Regions from separate parts of the Homo sapiens genome. Here region 1 is linked to region 2. A link is a contact called in ENCODE Hi-C or POLR2A ChIA-PET data. All regions are on one chromosome and are shown on one strand. Each heading gives the region's core, a stretch centred on a gene start or an enhancer-like site at or near the end of the contact. The rest is flanking DNA. Distances are from core to core; before and after follow the strand shown. Region 1 overlaps RAPGEF1 (Rap guanine nucleotide exchange factor 1). Region 2 overlaps RAPGEF1 (Rap guanine nucleotide exchange factor 1).

What was found. A loop is a pair of places that touch in the nucleus more often than their neighbours do. ChIA-PET counts read pairs that join two places held with the same protein, here RNA polymerase II (POLR2A). Pooled maps may share reads with other maps.
Region 1: a map of natural killer cell shows a loop between it and region 2 (4-fold over the local background). The contact joins two enhancer-like sites. A Hi-C loop is called at or near these places in 10 of 168 maps with a recorded cell type or tissue (B cell, CD14-positive monocyte, CD4-positive, alpha-beta memory T cell and 7 more), 6 of 37 single-sample maps with no recorded cell type and 16 of 50 pooled maps. POLR2A ChIA-PET finds 5 or more read pairs at or near these places in 6 of 52 experiments (CD4-positive, alpha-beta memory T cell, H1, K562 and 3 more).

Annotation. Positions count from the first base shown.
Region 1 is chr9:131,626,892-131,631,979 of GRCh38, forward strand. It overlaps RAPGEF1 (Rap guanine nucleotide exchange factor 1), which reads right to left. Exons shown (of 27, transcript NM_001377935.1): 6 at 3,345-3,433; 7 at 2,211-2,363; 8 at 1,658-1,781; 9 at 1,022-1,205. Among named protein-coding and RNA genes, the nearest start is that of PRRT1B, 84 kb to the left of the region's middle. RefSeq lists enhancers at 1,363-1,412, 1,892-2,641. Within about 2 kb of position 1,745, at least 22 of the 41 ENCODE cell types and tissues checked have a DNase peak (open chromatin) inside an H3K27ac peak, as active enhancers do; they include B cell, CD14-positive monocyte, CD8-positive, alpha-beta T cell and 1 more, where a contact is called at or near this core.
Region 2 is chr9:131,584,307-131,589,153 of GRCh38, forward strand. It overlaps RAPGEF1 (Rap guanine nucleotide exchange factor 1), which reads right to left. Exons shown (of 27, transcript NM_001377935.1): 20 at 4,495-4,680; 21 at 3,636-3,720; 22 at 3,430-3,524; 23 at 212-290; 24 at 5-106. Among named protein-coding and RNA genes, the nearest start is that of PRRT1B, 41 kb to the left of the region's middle. Within about 2 kb of position 1,270, at least 7 of the 41 ENCODE cell types and tissues checked have a DNase peak (open chromatin) inside an H3K27ac peak, as active enhancers do; they include B cell, CD14-positive monocyte, CD8-positive, alpha-beta T cell and 1 more, where a contact is called at or near this core.

The DNA.
Region 1 (5,088 bases), core at 495-2,994, 43 kb after region 2:
GGAGTTCAATACCAGCCTGGCCAATGTGGCAAAACCCCGTCTCTACTAAAAATACAAAAATTGGCTGGGCACGCTGGCCCACTTTGGGAGGCTGAGGTGGGCAGATCACCTAGAGTTCAAGACCAGCCTGGTCAACATGGTGAAATCCCGTCTCTACTAAAAAGACAAAAAAATTAGCCGGGCGTGGTGGCACACACCTGTAATCCCAGCTGCTTGGGAGGCTGAGGCAGGAGAATCACTTGAACCCGGGAGGCGGAGGTTGCAGTGAGCCCAGATCATGTCACTACACTCCAGCCTGGGTGACAGAGTGAGGCTCTGTCTCAAAAAAAAAAAAAAAAAAAAAAAAAAAAGAAACAATTGAGAATACTATGTAAATGGTCCTGTACTTTTTCTAGTTATCAATATGAGTGATTTTTAATAGCTACAGATTATTCCAGCAAATGAATGTACCATAATTCATCTGATTTCCTACCAATGAAAATCTTGCTATTAATCACTGATTATGCTCCTAGGATACATTCTCAGAAGTGAAAATATCTAGTTCACAGGATACGAACAGCTTCCTGCTCTCTAAGCCCCCTGCCCAGCAGACTCGGAGGGGCCCGCACAGTACACATTCAGCACTGACTAACGAGAAGGCCGGCTCGCGCGGCTCCCTCCCCTTCAGCCTCTGTCAAGTGTTGTCAGGACCCCCACCCCTTTGTTTAAAGCTCTCAACACAAATGGCTCTTAATTTTGGTAAAGAGAGTCAAATTACTCACTGACAGATGAACTAACAGTCACCGCTTGAATATCTAGGCTGTGGTTTTACATTGTGATTTCATTTACATGCTCAACTTCCTTGGGAGGCAGATACTGTTATCCATATTTTGCAGATGAGGAAGCTGAGGCTCAGATTTTAAACAAGTCAGCCAAAGCCACGTAGTCAATGATTGCATGACCTGGGACTCCCACCCAGGACTGTAATGGCCCCAGAGAAGCCACCGAGACACGATGGAACAGGAGGATGGTGGCGGCTCACCTAGTGTTTCACAGCTTGTGTTCCGGGAGCACTGCCCACTGTCCCTGTCCAGAGAGGACAGCTGCTCGTCTGACTTGCTGAGCTTGCCTATGCTGCTGCAGGGGGAGAGGCGGGGCGACTCTCCACCATATGAGTGGCTGCCTCCTGACAGTCGCCTCTGTGCGTAACAGTCAACATCAAAATCCTCAAGTGGAAAAAGAAAAACAAAGCCAAATCACTTCTGAGAAACGGTGGCACAGACCAGGGGTGAGGCAACCGGTGCATTTACTTAGAGAAGGAAATACTGCCAGGCGAACTCAGAAACCACCTCTGACGTCAGTAGTCGAAGGACACATACAGCTGAGAAGCAGCCATCTGGAGTTTGTGGGGGGTGTGGCCAGGGAGGGCCCTGGGGCTGGACTCACCTATCCCCAGGAGACGCCCTTTGGCTCTGCCCTCCCTGCCCTGACCCTTATCCCCATATGGGAACTTGGACCGTGTCCTGGAGAGAGAGGGATGGGTACAAGGTCTCGCACTCCTCGATGTGACAAACACCAGCGCCTGAAGACCATGGGTTTCTTTCAGCTTCAGGAGCCACATCCCTGAGCCCCCCACCCCCTCCCTGCCTTCCCATGCAGGGAACAGGGGCTGCATTACCTGCCTATTGATTCCAACAGGCAAACTGGAGCCACTGGTGGCTCGGCTCATGGGGGCCACCACAGCCACTCGGGTAGGGGACGGCGCCGACTGTCTTTTCTTGGGTGGCAATGCTGGTGGAGGACTGAAACAGACCGAAACGTCCAGGCAGACCAAACCACACTCACCAAAGCTCTTCAGCGTGATATTGGGGTACAGGATGTGGGGTTCTTTCATTACTAGACTCTCCACACCCAATGTTCACACTTCAACTCCTGCCTACTCCCCTCCGCCAAAATAAAACCTGTAAATACCAAATGAACAAAAAAGAACAACCCTTTCTTTTTCTTTCATAATAAATCATACCATGTCTCCCTGGGCTGAGGGCACAAGGAGGCCTTCAGGAGAGCTCAGGGTGGCCAGCGAGGGCCGGCGGGGTGGGGACAGCTCCAGAGTCAGCCTCCCAAGGGGGGCCAAGCCCTCAGCGCTGAGGGGAAAGGGCCCGAGCCCTGTCTTCCTCCCTTTCTTTCTCATTCTGCCATGGGAGGCACTGGACAAATAGGAAGGTAATTACCTATTATCAACCACCCGAATGCCAGGCAGAGGAGGCTTGGGGGGCGCGACCTCTTCATCCGTGGCATCTGGGAGGAGCTCAGTTGACTGTGACATCCCAGTCGTCTTGTTTAGGATCTCTACCTCGCGGTCTGTCAGGGGGAGCTCTGCTGGGCTGGAGAATTGGGAAGAACTTGGGGTTACAGAAGGTCAAAGGCGGGACAGAGCACACACAGGCCCTGAGAGGGTGAGGACGTGACCAGGAAGAACACAGTGGGTGAGGTGGGGCTGAAGAGCAGGCTCCCTGGATATAGAACCCTGGGGTTCTGGTTTGGTTGCTAATGAGCTACTGGAGCTTGGCTGTGCCCCCAACTTTGCACCTCAATTTCCTCATCTGAAAATGATCTAAGGGTTCTCTAAAATGCTCCAGGCCGGGCGCAGTGGCTCACACCTATAATCCCAGCACTTTGGGAGGTCAAGGCGGGCAGATCACTTGAGGTTAGGAGTTTGAGACCAGCTTGGCCAAGATGGTGAAACCCTGTCTCTACTAAAAATACAAAAATTAGCTGGGCATGGTGGCGTGCACCTGTAGTCCCAACTACTTGAAAGGCTGAGGCAAGAGAATTGCTCTAATCTGAGAGGAGGAGGCTGCAATGAGCCCAGATCGCACCACTGCACTCCAGCCTGAGCCACAGAGACTCTGTCTCAAAAACAAAAAAAAAAGCTCCAAATTTATGTTTTATATTTTTACCAGGAGCTTGGAGTAGAGATGAATATAAACCTTTACAACCATCCATGTCATCCTCAGTTTACTCTTGATCAAACAAGAGTGCTCTCAAGTCAAAGCACCCAAACCCAAGCCTTTAAAAGTTCTTTGTCATTATGAAACGAAGCTGCCCAGGAAAAGCACTGGTATGTGTCACTGGATGCGCTCACAGAAGATCCTTGGAAACAGTCATGCTGAAGGGTAAACTTGAGACAGGGCAATACTTCAAGCCTGTGTGAAATATACACACACTGCTAACCACTGAAAAAGGAATATGGGCCTCCAGCAGCCCACCCTCATGCTGCCCACCCCACCGGGCCCTATCCTTGTCAAGTGCAGACTTTGCCACTGAGCGTGACACCCGCGACACGAGGGTTAGTCAGCACCTACCCATCAGGCTTGCTGGCAGGGGAACTGGGCTTCACGGGGCTCGTCGGAGACGGACGTCCCTGCTTCTCGATGGTGAGCCTGACCAGCTCCTACCCCCACAAGAAAAAGGCAATGAGCAAAGCTCCCGTCACCACTGAGTTTCCACCAGAAGGCAGGCAGGTGCTGTCTGTCCTCTGCTGCTGAGTCTCATTTCTGTGCCTACAGATTCCCCACGCACCATAAACGCAAGTATCACTTGCCTTAGGTAATCTGCATGACTTCCCAAATGTCCCCTGCCCTCCAAAAATACCTTCATGGCATGTCAAGTTTCAAATGCGTAAAGGCACTTCCTCTTGGAAGGGGAAATGGCAAACCCCAGCCTCTCAAAATGATTGTTTATCACACAAATTAAAATACTCATCAGAACAGGTTCCCAGTCAGTTTGTTGGGGAATAACTCTGTTCCTAGTTCTCTAAAGCCATTAGATCATATGCACGATGATGGCATGGGTGGTTTCCCAAGGCGAGCTGGCCACAGGTGTGGTGGAGCTGCTAGCTGGTGGGGGTGGGGTGAGGGCTGGCTGGGATCCTTGTCAATGGAGAGGGAGTTAAGGGGAGATAACCCAGCAAAGAAATCACTTTAGAACCATTAACTGAGAAAAACAGAAAAGAAAAATAGCCTTTTTCAAATCGTAGCAAAAGAAAAAAAAGGGAAGACATAAGTGCCCATGTGTTTTTTTTTTTAAATTAGAATGCATTTTTTCCCAGTTTGATGAGTTTTGACAACTGCATATACCCAAGTAAGCGCCACTAAAAACACAAAGAACATTTCTATCACCGTCTCCAGCCAATCTGCCCCGCCCCAACTGTTTAACTTCTATTATCATAGATTACTTTTGCCTGTCCTAGAACTTGATATAAATGGAACCATATCATACATACACTTTTGTGTCAACCTTCTTTTTAAAAACAGCTTTATGGATATATAACTCATATGCCATTAAATTCACCCATTTAAAGTGTACGATTCAGTGGTTTTTAGTCTGTTCACAGAGTTGTGTGACCATCAACACAATCAATTTTAGGACTTCTCATCACCCCATAAGGAAGCTCCGCATTCCCCTCGACCCCCAGCCCCTGGCAGCTGCCAATCCATTTCCTGTCCGCACATCTTTGCCTGCTCCGTCCCCCGAGCTCAGCGTCAACAGCTGTGCTTCGTGTGGGCGAGGCGCCTGCTGCTCGCTGCCAGCAGTGTTCCCACTCGTGGATGCACCACAGCTTCTCCCTCCACCTTCCTGTTGCTGGACATCTGGCCTGGCCAGGGCCTGCATGTGTGTGATGAGGGGCTTCCAGGCTTTCAGCAGAAAGCTGTTTCCAAGTTACAGAGGAGGTGGCAGCGGATGCCAGTGGGCAACACAGTAACCAGAGACCCTGAACCAGCGGCTGCCAAGCCTCTCCAGACTCAAAAAAGCACCACACACAAAAAAGGCAGCGTATGCTGCAAATAAGGCAAAGAGTCAGTTACCATCCTTTCCAGCGCAAGGGTTCTTTCGAAAACAAAAAAACTAGAAGGTGAACACGCCGAAAAAAATATCAAACAAGAAATTTACAGATACCAATGGTCAATAATCATAAGACATTCACCACCTTGGATGGTAATAAAATAGAAACTTCCAGACATGGTAGGTGGGAGCACCACTTCAGACAGCCTCTCCAGAGGGATGACTTATCAGTATATATCAAAAGCCTTAAATATTTGCATTATG
Region 2 (4,847 bases), core at 20-2,519:
TCACCTCTGAAGTCTGCTTCTGCCACTCCAGCCTGCGGATGGGCGCCGAGTCCAGGGCAGAGAGGATGGCCAAGTAGGAGTTGAAGTTATTCAGCTTCCGCAAGTGCTGCCGAGAGAGGGGCGGTGCCGTGAGGCAGGAGGGCAGGCGGGTCCCGGGCTCCCAGAGCAGGGACTGATGATGGGGGCCTGGGAAGGACTTGGCCACCATTACCTTCATGATCTTGATGAACTTCAAGAGCAGCCGTTCCCTGTCCTGGGCCTTTTCCTGTAACATGATTATGGACCGGACCCTGCATGGACCAAGGGAAAAAGAAACAGCTGAGTTGACAAGTCCCTGCAGGTCCCAGGGGTCCTGGTGGAGACAGGACCTGTACGACCCCCATGCCAGTGGCCACGAGCCCACCCCTACTGAATACCTGCAGCCTGCCCCAGGCATAGATCTAGTTTCTGCTCTCCAGGAGCTCATAACATCCTGGGACAGAGGCACAAGGAAATCTGGTGACAATAAATCTGGTGACCATAAGGAAATCTGGTGAAGGCCCAAAGGGGGCTTCGAATCTGCAGGTGGAGCATGGGAGGATGAAAGCAGAGCCTTTCCTGACAAGCATGGGCCCCAAGTACCAGGGGGCTGGGCAAGTTCCTTGTGTGATGCAGGACTGGCTCGGGGAGACCCGCTAGCACGTGAGGTAAGAGGTCACCTTGGGCAGCCACGAGGGAAGGAAACTCTCAGAACCTTAGTAGCAACCAAAGCCGAGACCAAAGCCAAAGGCCAGTCTCATCTGTGTGATAAATGCAGCAGGGATGTCACCCTGGCCTCAATTTCCTGTGGTTCACAGGGGCCACTACCAGGGTCACTTGGAGGTGGTGCCGCACTTTGCACTGCTGGTTCTTCTTTTTTATTTAAGAGACAGGGTCTTGATCTGTCACCCAGTGCTGTGAGTATATCTCACTGTAGTCTTGAACTCCTGTTCTCAACTGATCCTTCTGCCCCAGCTTCCCGAGTAGCTGGGACTATAGGTGTGCACCACTGCTCTTGGCTAATTTTAATTTTTTGTAGGGGGGGGGCGTCTCTCTATGTTGTCCAGGCTGGTCTCGAACTCCTGCGCTCAAGTGACCCTCCTGCCTCGGCCTCCCAAAGTCCTGGGATTATAGATGTGAGCCACTGCACTCGCACCTCTGTGCAGCCAGGCCCTGTGGAGTGTGCCCCTGAGCTTCTTGCACCCAGCCAGAGGCTGGTGTCAGAAGCCAGGCTTGGGGCCTTGTGTGCAGCTTCCGTCTGCTTTAGAAACCACATCCTGTTGGGCAAAACCCTACGCTGGACTGCCATAGCTAAACATGCTTTTCCCCAGGATGGAGTGCTTCTGTGGGGAGGAAGATAGGCAAACGGGAGATGATCTCGGGGCCTTTAAAACACATCAGACATTCTCCTGGAGGCAACAGTGGGTGGGTGGGGGTGGCACAGCTGCTGAGCTCTAGGGGGTCCTGCCTGATGCTGAGCTGCTATGGGGGCTTTGTCGCCTCTTGAAGAGACAAGAGCTCTGGTTTATAAACACATTACTGGGATTCATTTTGCTTTAAGAATTAAAGACTAGGCTGGGAGCGGTGGCTCATGCCTGTAATCCCAGCACTTTGGGAGGCTGAGGTGGGTGGATCACGAGGCCAGGAGGTTGAGACCACCCTGGCTAACACGGTGAAACCCTGTCTCTACTAAAAATACAAAAAATTAGCTGGGTGTGGTGGCGAGCACCTGTAGTCCCAGCTACTCTGGAGGCTGAGGCAGGAGAATGGCGTGAACCCGGGAGGTGGAGCTTGAGGGGAGCCAGAGCTTGCAGTGAGCCGAGATTGCGCCACTGCACTCCAGCCTGGGCGGCAGAGCCAGACTCCGTCTCAAACACACACACACGCACGCACACACACACACACACACCTGCAGAGCAAGACTCTGTCTCAAACACACACACACACACACACACACACACCTGCAGAGCCAGACTCCGTCTCAAACACACACACACACACACACCTGCAGAGCAAGACTCCGTCTCAAACACACACACACACACACACCCACCTGCAGAGCGAGACTCCGTCTCAAACACACACACACACACACCTGCAGAGCGAGACTCCGTCTCAAACACACACACACACACACACCTGCAGAGCGAGACTCCGTCTCAAACACACACACACACACCTGCAGAGCGAGACTCCGTCAAACACACACACACACACACACCTGCAGAGCGAGACTCCGTCTCAAACACACACACACACACCTGCAGAGCGAGACTCCGTCTCAAACACACACACACACACACACCTGCAGAGACTCCGTCTCAAACACACACACACACACACACCCCTGCAGAGTGAGACTCCGTCTCAAACACACACACACACCTGCAGAGCGAGACTCCGTCTCACACACACACCTGCAGAGCGAGACTCCGTCTCACACACACACCTGCAGAGCGAGACTCCGTCAAACACACACACACACACACACACCTGCAGAGCGAGACTCCGTCTCAAACACACACACACACACACACACACCTGCAGAGCGAGACTCCGTCTCAAACACACACACACACCTGCAGAGCGAGACTCCGTCTCAAACACACACACACACACCTGCAGAGCGAGACTCCGTCTCAAACACACACACACACACACACCTGCAGAGTGAGACTCCGTCTCAAACACACACACACACACACACACACACACCCCTGCAGAGCGAGACTCCGTCTCAAACACACACACACACACACCTGCAGAGCGAGACTCCGTCTTACACACACACCTGCAGAGCGAGACTCCGTCTCAAACACACACACACACACACACCTGCAGAGCGAGACTCCGTCTCAAACACACACACACACCTGCAGAGCGAGACTCCGTCTCAAACACACACACACACACACACACCTGCAGAGCGAGACTCCATCTCAAACACACACACACACCTGCAGAGCGAGACTCCGTCTCAAACACACACACACACACACACACGAATTAAAGACTAAATGCAAACATTAACGTTATAGAGCCCACTCCTTTGCTAACTGTTCTGTCAGGCAGAGTCAGTGTGAGCATCAGCTTGAGATTGCCTGGCAGTGACCAGGGCAGGAGGGCAAACTCACGCCCTTCCCAACACCACCTATGGCAGACATCGCTCCTCGACCCTGGCACTCTTCCCTGCTGAGCCTCCTCGACCAGGTGGCCACTTCCAGCAAGCCCCATCCTGTCCCTGCCCCTGTCCTCAGCCTGTCAGTGCTCATGGGAACCCCCAGGAGCTTAGCGGAATGAAAGAGGCAGCTCCTTCTCCTACCATTCAAGCTCCCTGCAAAGGAAAACGCAGAGCCCACCCAGACGTGCCACCATCCAGAGCAACAGGGCTTGGCGCTGGGCCTCTCTTACCAGTAGGACATGTTGTTGAAGTGCTCCGTGAACTGGGTCAAGTTGGGGCTCTTCTCCTCATTCTGCTCTTTTGCCCAAAGCAAAACCTCAGGAATCTACAAAAGGAAAGAAGGCAGATGGAGGTGGAGCCCCGGCTTTCCCCTGATGGGGGTTTCTCTCATTCAGGGACAAACAGTGTGGCTCCCCCTGGCAGGAGCAGCCTGTACCTCTATTTTATAGAAGAGCTCAGCATCCAGCAGCGTTAGCTGCTCCGCTATCTCATGGCTGTGAAAGTCGTGCAAGGTCCCCGGCCTGGAAGACAGAGGTGTGAGAAGAGCCGTCAGGGGTGGGGAGGCCGGTGGGGAGGGCTGAGCAGGCCCGGGCTGCGGGCGTCAGAGCAGGAGAGCCTCTCTGCCCAGCAGGAGCGTGGAGGCTACAGGGCGGGGAAGCCCCAAAAGGCTCCCTGGGGCCCTAATGGCCTCCTGCCTCTCTCCGGGACGACACTGTCTGCCTTTCTCTCCTGCTTCTGCTGGGTATGTCCAGCAGCTTCTGGAATCAGAAGCCTGAGTTTCCCTCGTGAGCTCATGGACAGTTGAGATGCCAAGAAGGCTCGCTCACGGCTGGAGCCCACTTCCAGGTGGCCAGCAAGAACAGAGATGGTGCCAAAGAAACGAAGGCTATGCGCTCACTGGAAGGAGCCCACTACTCAACAGACATGTATAGGTGCAAATGACACTCACCGTCGGTGTCGAGGGGACGGGCCACAGACTGGCATCAACCACTGCCATGTTCGTGCTGGGACAACCCAGAACTGACCACAGCCCAGGGTGTGTGCACTCCTGCCCTGTCCTATGAAGCCCCATGCCCTGCTGCCCGCTTCCTGGTCACAAAGGGATCACCACCCAATATGTGCCTCCTGGAGAAGAGGCCCAGCCCCCAGGGATCCACGGGGCTGTTCCTGAGGCACCTCATCAAAGGGCCTGTGCAGAACCAGGATGGGGCTGTGGGGCTGGCAGGGAGGGAGGGTAAACTGAGAAAGGCACGGCTCCTGGGGAAGAGGCAGGGCTGGAGAGGTGGGCTTCTCACCTGGCTGCTACCCCCCGGGCTGCCAGGGGCTGGCTGGAGGTGGCACACCTGAGTAGCTTCTTCTGGTCCACCTTGTCCAGGATGTTCTTCCGGAGCACACGGGCCAGGCTCAGCTCCCCATTGCACACCAGGCGGAAGACCAGTTCCATCAGCAGCTTCAGGATCTCTTCTGTCAACTCCACCAGGCTGAAGGACAAAAGAGCACAAGGTGAGGAGCAGGAACGCAAGGCCCAGGCAGAGTCTGTCTTTGCCTTGAGACACACAAAGGGCACGGGGCTGTGACCGGCACAGAGCTGGCTGGGAAATTTCTCATGGGAAGAGAGCAGGAGACGAGAGCCTGGGATGGCTGCCTG